Linked DNA regions of Homo sapiens: region 2 is linked to region 1. Evidence: read pairs that join two places in POLR2A ChIA-PET (ENCODE). Cell type or tissue: Caco-2. All regions are shown on one strand. Each heading gives the region's core, and the rest is flanking DNA. Links, peaks and the distances in the headings are about the cores only.

Region 1 (5,330 bases), core at 1-5,000:
CACTCCTCAGGTGACTCTCCTGGGCCCCCCTCTCCCCCCACTCTTTTTCTTATTCTTCTTTCAGCAAACACTCTGTGCACATCCTCTAACCAGAAGCTGTGCCAGGCGCAGGGGCAGAGAGACAAGCCAGGTTCAGCCCCTGCCCCCAGGGCCTCACAGTAGAGCGAAGGAGGCAGCCAGCTCCTGCAGCAGTTAGGACCACAAGGTGAGCTCCCTGATGGAGATAGCGTCCCTCCTGGTGGCAGCCTCAGCCCAGGGTTCCCTCATCCAGCTTAACATAACTTCCTGTAAGTTCACAGGGAGACAGCACACACTCTCTGCCCCACTTGACTGCCACTGCCTTTACTTATGTTCTCTTGCACTCAGCAGGGTGCTTTGGTTGTCAGCCAGGGAAACCTTTGGCTAAGTTCAGGAGAACAGGATCTTACTGGAAGGACTTTGGGTAGCTCAGTGCTCCCTGGGAAGGCCAGCACACCTGGCTGGAAATGGACAGTCCACAGCATCGGGAGCTGCACACAGTCCCACTGAGGCTGCCCCAGAACGTGTATACTCAAGATTCCAGCGCTCCAGCCCGGTGTTGGACTGGCCTTGTGTGGGCACCATGCGCTCACCCCCTAGACAGAGGACCACAGGGCACTCTAACAACACAAGAAGATGGCCCACAGCTGGGGGAGGGTCACCTCCCCCAACTTCAGTGGGTGTCACTTAAGGGGAAATGGCCCGCACAGGGCCTGCTGGAGTTCTTAGAATCGTTCAGCTGCTGGAGTATTTGGGATATGTGGCTAAGTCACACCCTGGGGCTGTCAGTCCTGGGTCCCTGGCTCCCAAGCACCCTGGCATTCATCCTTCTGCCCTCATCTGGCACCCAGTTAATGTCTCTGCTCAACCTGGAAACATTTTCTTAACGACAAAAAAATAAAATCATAAGTTAAAAATCTCGAGCAGTAAAACAGCAGATGACGTTGTGTGGGCAGCTGCCCAGAGGACACAGAACGCACGTCTCCTGAGCGGGTGGCCTTATAAGGACAGGTTCAGGAGGAGAATGGGCAGGAGGGAGGGCCACCCACCAGGAGAGTAGGAGGCTGGGGTAGTGGTGGGTGCCCCACCACTGGGCTGAGTGTGGAGCCAGCAGGGTGCCTGGCCAGGACCTGACTCCACAGAGGGACTTGGCTGCGTGCAAGAGCCAGAGGCCCTTGTGGGCCAAAGCCTGCCCGTCCCTCCGCCTTCACTGTGTCACTGCCAGCACAGGCACTGACCTGCTCTCAGCCAGCTGCCACGCAAACCCACCTGGCAGCCTCACCCTGGGAACCCCCTCCCTCCAGGGCAGGGGCCATTTCCTATCCTTCATCCCACCTTCCCCCACTCCTGGGCCCAGCAGGCCTAGCACCAGCTGGCATGACGTGCAGTAAAGGTTTGTGGGGTGACAGAATTAGGAAATGAAGGGTTCTCTGGTAGAAGTTTTGGCTCATCACCTGGGCTATAGCACCTGGAACTCAGGGCAGCGTCTTCTCTCCTCAGACGGCCCAACGTGGGGCTGAGGAGGTGGGTAGGGCTGGGCAGTCAGTTTTTGCCCTGCCCAGGATCACCTTTGTCCCCATTGTGAAGACACACATACCATCAACGTCCTCCTGATAGGGTGGAAGAGTTTCACTCCCCCGAGGTCAAAGTGTGTGTGTGTGACAGAATATGTGTGTTTCTGGGAGAGTCCTGATTGTCTCTGCACTTTTCTGACCCCAGCATCACTAGGATTAAAGACCTGGCCCTTGGGATCTGAGGGTGAGCAGAGGAGCGCCCCAGGAGGTCCTATACTGAGGGAAGGACTCTGGAAGCCTCCCCAAACCCTCATTTGGAAAGATCCTTCCCTGAGCTTCCTAAAGCCCCACGTTCCTCTCGGGGTGAGTCCTGCATAGACACAGAATGGATGGTCATTTGAAGAGAGCTGAGAAGGTCACGCCTTCCCTTTGACAGCTTGCACTGTACCTAAAACCCCATCATTTATGAGCCATTATCCTTAAATAAGCATTGCCTTGTCCCATAAGTTCTCTCTTAAAAGGCAAAGAGTGTTCCCTGCAGAGGTCAACAAAGGAATTCTTTAATCTCCAGATAAGACAGGAGGACAGAGCAGCTAGAGGCAGCCTAGGCAGCCTGGGCAGCATGGGGGATGGAGAGTGGAAGGAAAGGGCTGAGAGGGCAGGAGGGTCCCAGAAGAGGGAAGTGGCTCCTTACCTCAGTTGATCCTTGGAGGCCAACAGTGACCTGAGAGTGTGTTCCCTCCCCCCAGAGTGGAAGGGTCAGGGCTGATAGGAGGTGCTGGCAGCCCCTCAGCTGGCGCTGCTCCCATGCCAGAAGAATGTCATCAGCTGCGGAAGGTTGACTTGAGATGAAGCAAGAGAGCAGAGGTGAGAGAGGATCGGCGGCAGCTGTGTGTGCTGGAGCCTGCCTGGAGGCCCAGCCTTGTATAATACAAATACAAGACACAAGGAAACCCCCTGATACAATTGTCTGAAATGCCACCATTACACATATATTATTTTGGGTTAAGCAGTGCCTCTCTGTGGTAGGCTGAATAATGGCCCCCCAAAGACATCCACGTCCTAATTCCTAGAACCTGTGAATCTGTTACTTGGACTTTGTAGGTGTGATTAAGGATTTTTTTTTTTTTTTTGAGGTGAAGTCTCACTCTGTCACCCAGGTTGGAGTGCAGTGCTACAATCTCAGCTCACTGCAACCTCCACAATTCTCCTGCCTCAGCCTCCCAAGTAGCTGGGATTACAGGCACGCGCCACGACGCCCAGCTAATCTTTGTATTTTTAGTAGAGACAGAGTTTCACCATGTTGGCCAGGCTGGTCTCGAACTCCTGACCTCAAGTGATCCACCTGCCTCGGCCTCCCAAAGTGCTGGGATTACAGGTGTGAGCCACTGCACCCGGCCGTGATTAAGGATCTTGAGGTGGGAGATTGTTCTGGATTATCTGGGTGGGCCCAGTGGAATCACGAGGGTCCTTCTAAGAAGGAGGCAGAAAGTCAACCAGATAGAGGGCACTGTGCACATTTCCCCAGAAAGGGAACACCTAAAGGCCTTGAGATCTCAGCCCGAATGGGTTAGGAGACATCCCTCCTGTCAGAGTCAAAAGGCTGCCTTCAGCCTGCTCCACTGGGCCTCTGCGGGAACATGGTGGGGACCCAGAAGAGGAGACAAAGCATAAGGGGACAGGAGGGAGAGCAAGAACCAGGGCAGAACTCGCTTCATTCTCCTTACATGGGCCAGGCCTTGGCTTGCTCCTGGAACCTGGACCCTGCCATCCTCCTGACCTCCTCTCTGAGGGTCCTCTTGTCCAGACCATGCTTGAGTGTGTCAACTGCTGCTGTTTCAAGGACGCACCAAGGCAGCCACCTGATCCTTAGTATTAACTGTAAAGATTGTCCTTCTCCCAGGTGGCACTCCCAGAATCCTCTGCTCCAGCCAGATACCTTCGTTAACCCTGCTGACCTGAGAGGCAGCGAGTGGTTCTCCCAGGGTTTCTGAGTTTGATGATAAATGCTGGAGGTTTGTTAACCATAAAAGTGATGAGGAGGATGATCATAGTAAAGGTAATGATGATGGAATGAGGCAGGGTATAAATATGTATAAATAAGTGGCTACTGGATACCATGGCACAATCTTCCTGCACACTATCCTGCTCAATCATCACAACTGGAAAGTTTCAGTATCTGTATTTTATGGATAAGACACTGAGGCACAGAGAGGCTATGTGATGTTCAAAAGGTCACACGGCTGGTTAGTGCTAAGGCTGTAGTTTCAGCCCACATCTGACTTCAGAGTTCGTGCCCCTAACTACCACACTATTGTACCTCCTAAAAAATATTTTAAATGAACAATTTGCCCACTGATGTCTCTCTTTTTTTTCTGGAGACAGACTCTCACTATGGAGTGCAGTGGCACTGTGGTAGCTCACTATATCCTCAAACTCAAGCAACCTTCCTGTCTCTAATGTCTGATTTTTTTTTTTTGAGACGGAGTCTTGTTCTGTCGCCAGGCTGGTGTGCAATGGCTCAATCTTGGCTCACTGCAACCTCCGCCTCCCGGGTTCAAGCGATTCTCCTGCCTCAGCCTCCCGAGTAGCTGGGATTACAGGCATGCACCACCACACCTGGCCAATCTTTGTATTTTTAGTAGAGACGGGGTTTTGCCATGTTGGCCAGGCTGGTCTCAAACTCCTGGTCTCAAATGATCCGCCCGCCTCGGCCTCCCAAAGTGCTGGGATTACATGGGTGAGTCACCACACCTGGCCAGATGTCACATTTTTAATCAAGCAACAGTTTGCTAGGGATGGGCAGATTTGAGGCATGTGGGAGAAAGATAGGAATTATGGATGGGCCTGTCAACTGGTCGCCTCTAATCAAGGGGACTTAGTAAAGTGGTGGACCAAGGCCAGGTTACCTTAATCAGAACATAAATAGCTTTGGACCTAACATTGCATCTTAGAAATTGAACTTTAATTTTACTGTCTCTTTCAAGTGTAGTTTTACTTTTGGCAACAGACAGACATATGTCCAACTTTACAACATCTTGCCCATTTTCTCTAATAGTTTTGTGCTGCCTGCAAGTTATTCAAGGCAAGTTTTAAGGCCAAAGAATATTTTTATTGTGATTTCAAGTTGGCAGGCATTGAGACTTAGTAGAAAGCACCGAGGGGCTATTGGGCCTCCGGAGACCTGGTTCTAGTTCCAAGCTTGTTGTGTGTAGGCCTGCAGAAGTCCCCATTACACATTCAGATGAGGTATCTGGGGTTGAAGCCCTGAGAAACGTGGAAGTTGTTCGTTTTTTTTACTGGCCTCATTTCCAGGTCCAGCCCTGTTTGCAGGGTGGAGGGGGCTGAGATGTTTTGATTCTGCGGTAATTGTTGCAGGTCTGCGCAGGGCTGGCTGGGGAGAGCAGAGGCACTAGAGTCTTGGCCCCTGGCCTCTGCTTGCTTGAGTTATGGGCTGGTCCCCTCAATCCTTGGGGACTTCTGAACGATAGGCCTTGGGTGACTGGAGACAACTCTGGTCACAACCTCCCCACCCCGCAAATGAGGAAAGACTGTCATACGATCACAGATAGAGCAGAAGGGGCCCCAGACTGGCTGAAAGTCACACACACTGGCCATAGGCCTGTTATGTAGTAAAGAATCCCCAGAGATCTTCTTACATAAAACAAAACAGATTCCTGGGGGCTGCCAAGCTGGGCTTTCTGAATCAGAATATACGAGGGTGGGGTCTGGGACTCTTGAATAAACACCCTGAGGATTCTTATGGATAGCCGCCAGGGCTGGAAGCTTTTGACCTGG
Region 2 (5,353 bases), core at 1-5,000, 75 kb before region 1:
TCACTCTGTCACCCAGGCTGGAGTGCAGTGGTGTGATCTCAGGTCACTGCAACCTCCACCTCCCAGGTTCAAGTGATTCTCGTGCCTTAGCCTCCTGAGTAGCTGGGACTACAAGCGTGCACCACCATATCTGGCTAATTTTTGTAAATATTTTTAGTAGAGATGAGGTTTCACCATGTTGGCCAGGCTGGTCTCAAACTCCTGACCTCAAGTGATCCACCTGCCTCAGCCTCCCAAAGTGCTGGGACTACAGGCATAAGCCATCATGCCTGGCTTATTTCTAGACCCTTAATTCGATTCTAATGAGCTATAGCCAGTACCACACTATCTTGGTTACTGTAGTTTTACAGCAAGTTTTGAAACTGAAAACTATGAGTCCTCCAATTTTGTTAGTTTTGGCTATTCTGGGCCCCTTGCAATTCTGTATACATTTTAGGAGCAGCTTGTCAATTTGTACAAAGAAGCCAATTGGGATTTTTTTTTTAGGAATTGTGTTGAATCTGTACATCAACTTGGGGAGTAGAGACATCTTAACAATACTAAGTTTATCCAATCAATGAATACTGGGGTCTTTCCATTTACTTGGGTCTTCTTTACTGTTTATTAGCTCTAATAGTTTTTTTTGGAACTTCTTCATGATTTTCTATATGCTAGATCATATCATCCACAAATAGAGACAGCTTTACTTCTTCCTTTCCAAACTTTTGTTTGGTTGCCTTTTGTTTCTTTTTTCTTGTCTAACTGCCCCAACAGAACAAAGTTGAATAGAAGACATTTAACTTTGAGAGCGCAGACATCTTTATCTTCTTTGTGATCTTAAGGGAAAGGCTTTGTCTTTCTTTTATTTTCTTTCTTTCTTCTTCTTTTTTTTTTAAGAGACAAAGTCTGGCTATATTGTCCAGGCTGGTCTCGAACTCCTGGCCTCAAGCAATCCTCCCGCTCAGCCTCCAAAATACCTGGGACTACAAGTGTCCACCACTGCACTTGGCTTCTTTCATTAAGTATGATGTTAGTTACAGGGTCTTCATAGATGTCCTTTATCAAGTTGAGGAAATGCTCTTCTATTTCTAGTTTATTGAGGTTTTTTTACATGTGTTGGATTTTGTCAAATGCTTTTTCTGCATCTATTGAGACAGTGATGTAGCTTTTGTCCTTTATTCTACTAATATGATATGTTACATTGACTGATTTTCATATGTTGAACCAACCTTGCATTCCTGGGATAAATCCCACTTGGGGCAGGGTGTGATGGCTCACACCTGTAATGCCAGCATGTTGGGAGGCTGAGGTGGGCGGATCACTCAAGTTCAGGAGTTTGAGATCAGCCTGGCCAACATGGTGAAACCCCATCTCTACTAAAAATACAAAAAAATGAGCTGAGCATGGTGCTGCATGCCTGTAATCCCAGCTACTCAGGAGGCTGAGGTAGAATTGCTAGAGCCCAGAAGGCGGAGGTTGCAGTGAGCTGAAACTGCACAGTTGCGCTCCAGCCTAGGCGACAGGGCGAGACACCATCTCAAAAAAAAAAAACAAAAAACAAAAAACAAAACCCAAAAAACAATCCCACTTAGTCATCATGTATAATCCTTTTTTATATGTTGCTGGATTCAGTTTGCTAACTCTGTGGAGGACTTGTGCATCTATATTCAGGGATATCAGTCTGGAGTTTCCTTTTCTTGTGATTCTTTGGGTTAGCCCACCTTGGGTTTTGTACTAGCTGTTCCTCTGCCTGGAATGCTCTTCTCTGTTCTAGGCATGGCTGGCTCCTTATTGTCTTTCAGATTTCAGCTTAAGTGTCAGAAAGAGGCTTTCCCCATCACCGATCTAAAATAACCTCCAGTTATTCTATCACATGATCCTATTTTTATTTTCATCAAGGAATTTATCACACTATTTGATTTTTTTTTTTTTTTTTTTGAGATGGAGTTTCGCTCTTGTTGCCCAGGCTGGTGTGCAATGTGCAATCTCGGCTCATCATAACCTCCACCTCCTGGGTTCAAGCAATTCTCCTGCCTCAGCCTCCCAAGTAGCTAGGATTACAGGCATGCGCCACTAGGTCTGGCTAATTTTTTTGTATTTTTAGTAGAGACGGGGTTTCTCCATGTTGGTCAGGCTGGTCTCGAACTCCTGACCTCAGGTGATCCGCCCGCCTCGGCCTCCCAAAGTGCTGAGATAACAGGCGTGAGCCACCATGCCCGGTCTTTTTTTTTTTTTTTCTTTTGAGACAGAGTCTTGCTCTGTCGCCCAGGCTGGAGTGCAGTGGTGTGATCTTGGCTCACTGCAACCTCTGTCTCCTAGGTTCAAGCAATTTTCTTGCCTCAGCCTTTCTAGTAGCTGGGATTACAGGCGCATGCCACCACGCCCAGCTAATTTTTTTGTGTGTTTTTAGTAGAGACAGGGTTTCACTATGTTGGCCAGGCTGGTCTCAAACTCCTGACCTCAGGTGATGCATCTGCCTCAGCCTCCCAAAGTGCTGGGATTACACGTGTGAGCCACCATGCCTGGCCTGATTTTTTTTTTTTTTTTTTGCTTACTTGTTGTCTGTCCTCCCACAACACCTGTTTCTATAGTACCTAGTACACTGCTTGACACATAATAGGCCTTCAATAAATATTTTGTTTAATGAATGAATGAATAATAGCAGCTATCATTTAATGAGTACCTATTCTGTGCCAGATACTGTACAAGATGCTGTAAATATATTATACCAGCCCTGATATTCCAAGGAACAAACTAAAGCTCGGAGGTTAAATAACTTTCCTGAGTCTACGACGTTAGGAAGTAGCAGAGTCAAGATGGAACCCAGCACTGTCTGGCCCTATGGTCCTTGTTTCCTGATGCCATTCTGTGGCAGCAGGAAAATAATAGGATTTGAAGTAAGATAGATCTCGTTCAAAACCTGACTCTGACTTTCATTAACTAGCAACACGACATCGAGTAACACTTAATAACAATTCATTATCTACTTTAAGCCTCAATTTCTTCAACTTTAAAGTGGGATGATAATAACTATAACATGAGTCTGTGATCCTCCTTACTGAAGAATTTAGCATGCTATAGATATCCAATGGTGGTTCCCCATTTTACCCAACATTAATAACAGAGATGGTCCATTAAAAACCACACACTTGGCCAGGCACAGTGGCTCGTGCCTGTAATCCCAGCACTTTGGGAGGCTGAGAAGAGCGGATCACTTGAGCTCAGCAGTTCAAGACCAGCCTGGGCAACATGGCAAAACCTCGTCTCTACAAAAAAATACAAAAATTAGCCAGGTGTGGTGGTGTGTGCCTGTGGTTGCAGCTACTCAGGGGCTGTCACAGGAGGCTCACTTGAGCCTGGGAGGCAGAGGTTGCAGTGAGCCAAGGTTTCTCCACTGTACTCCAGGCCTGGGTGACAGAGCTAGACCCCGTCTCAAAAAATAAAACAACACACACACACAAACACACATACGGTAAGCTCAGTGTTCAAATAACACAAGTAGCTATTGAAATGAAAGGAAAAAACCCCACAAATTTATCAATGAACTGAGAATTTAACTCAGACATTTTAACAAACTGTTATATTACTACACTTGGTGTACCATATGTAGAAATCAATGATTTAACAATTTGATTGTAAAAAATTGGCTAAAGGCAGAAAGACATACTGGAAGAAGCACAGGATTAGGAGTGAGAAGATTTAAGTTCATTATTTAGTGACTGGACATTCCTGTTAGTCATCTCATTTCTTTCCCCTCACCTATGAAGTAGGATAGTAAAACTTGGTTATGTGAAACTGCAATATACATATATTTAAAAGTGCTTTGTGAATTCTAAGGTCTCTATAAACACTTTAAACAGCTTAAAGAATTTTTAAGAATAAATTTCAGGTTTTCTAGGTTTTGTTCCTAAGATCAACCTTTTATTTGGGATATTTTTATTTGGGATTATTCCTAAATAAAAATATTTAGAAAGCAAATTACACACATAGAAAACCAACTAGGTAGAACTGCAACCTGACTTCCCAACTTACTATATTTCCAATGGCACGGTAAAGTCTGAATATTTGTTCTGAAGTTTGTTCCTCCCATTTTATACAACTGGTACCAGCAGAAATCTTAGGGGCTACAAGATAAAACCAAGAGCAAAAATGAACATCAGGGTCAGTGTCCATGAATTGACAGCTATTGATACTGAATAAGAGATACCAGAGAATTCATTCTAACCTCTCAACTTTTCTTTATGTTCAAAATTTTCCATATATCAAGTAAAAATAATAAATAAATAATCATATAAATATTAAAATAAAACATGGGTGAACTTCTTTACATCCTGGGAGTAGAAAATGCCCTTCTAACTATGAAATGAGACTATTCAAACTTTTTTTTTTTTTTTTGAGATAGGGTCTTGCCCTGTCACCCAGGCTGGAGTGCAGTGGCGTGATCTCAGCTCACTGCAACCTCCACCTCCCAGGCTCAAGAGATTCTTGTGCCTCAGCCTCCCGAGTAGCTGGGACTACAAGCGTGCACTACCATGCCTGGCTAATTTTTTGTATTTTTAGTAGAGACAGGGTTTTGCCATGTTTGCCAGGCTGGTCTCGAACTCCTAACCTTAAGTGATCCACCCGCCTCATCCTCCCAAAGTGCTAGGATTAGATGCATGAGCTACCATGCCTAGGCAAAATAAATTAAAAAAAAAAAAAAAGACAAAAAGAAATGCCATAAGTTAAATCAAAAAACAAATGACAAACTGAATTTGCAAGTTATCTCAGAGAGGACTAATTTCTCTATTATGAAATATAAGTACTCAAAAAACTGAGAAGAAAAAGACCAAAATGTTGATAGGAACATGGGCAAAAGATATACTACCACCCAGAAAAAAGAAATGCAAATAGTTCTTAAATATATGAAAAGATCTTCAACATTACTGACAGGAATAAGGTACATTAAAACTACTCCAAGTAGTTTTACTATACTATTCTGAATAACCATGTGCCTGTTATCTTCCTAATCTTACTATTATTTGAAATAGCAAAAGATTGGAAACAACCCAAATGCCCATCAATAAGACATCTGTTGGGTTAATTATGATATATTCACATAGCTGAGAACTATGCCACCATAAAAAACAAAAAGAAGGCCAGGCATGCCTTTGGGAGGCCAAGGCAGGAGGACGGCTTGAGTCTAGGAGTTCAAGACCAACCTGAGCAACATAGTTAGAACTTGTCTCTACAACAAATTAAAAAATTAGCCAGGCATGGTGGAATGTACCTGTAGTCCCAGCTACTTGGGAGGCTGAGGTGGGAGGACTGCTTGAGCCTGGGAGGTTGAGACTGCAGTAAGCCATGATCACACTATTGCACTTCAGCCTGGGTA

What was found. Peaks named below come from ENCODE experiments on the same cell type or tissue, not always from the same donor. Only the 100,000 strongest peaks of a DNase experiment are listed, where the experiment ranks them.
Region 2: POLR2A ChIA-PET joins it to region 1 with 5 read pairs; 5 of 35 experiments call an interaction of 5 or more read pairs at or near these places.

Annotation. Positions count from the first base shown.
Region 1 is chr15:65,087,289-65,092,618 of GRCh38, forward strand. No RefSeq gene overlaps it. Among named protein-coding and RNA genes, the nearest start is that of KBTBD13, 13 kb to the left of the region's middle. RefSeq lists an enhancer at 1-415. In Caco-2, for the core only: no CTCF peak of the experiment used is centred there; DNase peaks (open chromatin) are centred at 758, 1,310, 1,613 and 2,243; H3K4me3 peaks cover 457 bases.
Region 2 is chr15:65,012,425-65,017,777 of GRCh38, forward strand. MTFMT (mitochondrial methionyl-tRNA formyltransferase) reads right to left here. Exons shown (of 9, transcript NM_139242.4): 6 at 4,012-4,103. Among named protein-coding and RNA genes, the nearest start is that of MTFMT, 15 kb to the right of the region's middle. In Caco-2, for the core only: no CTCF peak of the experiment used is centred there; no DNase peak of the experiment used is centred there.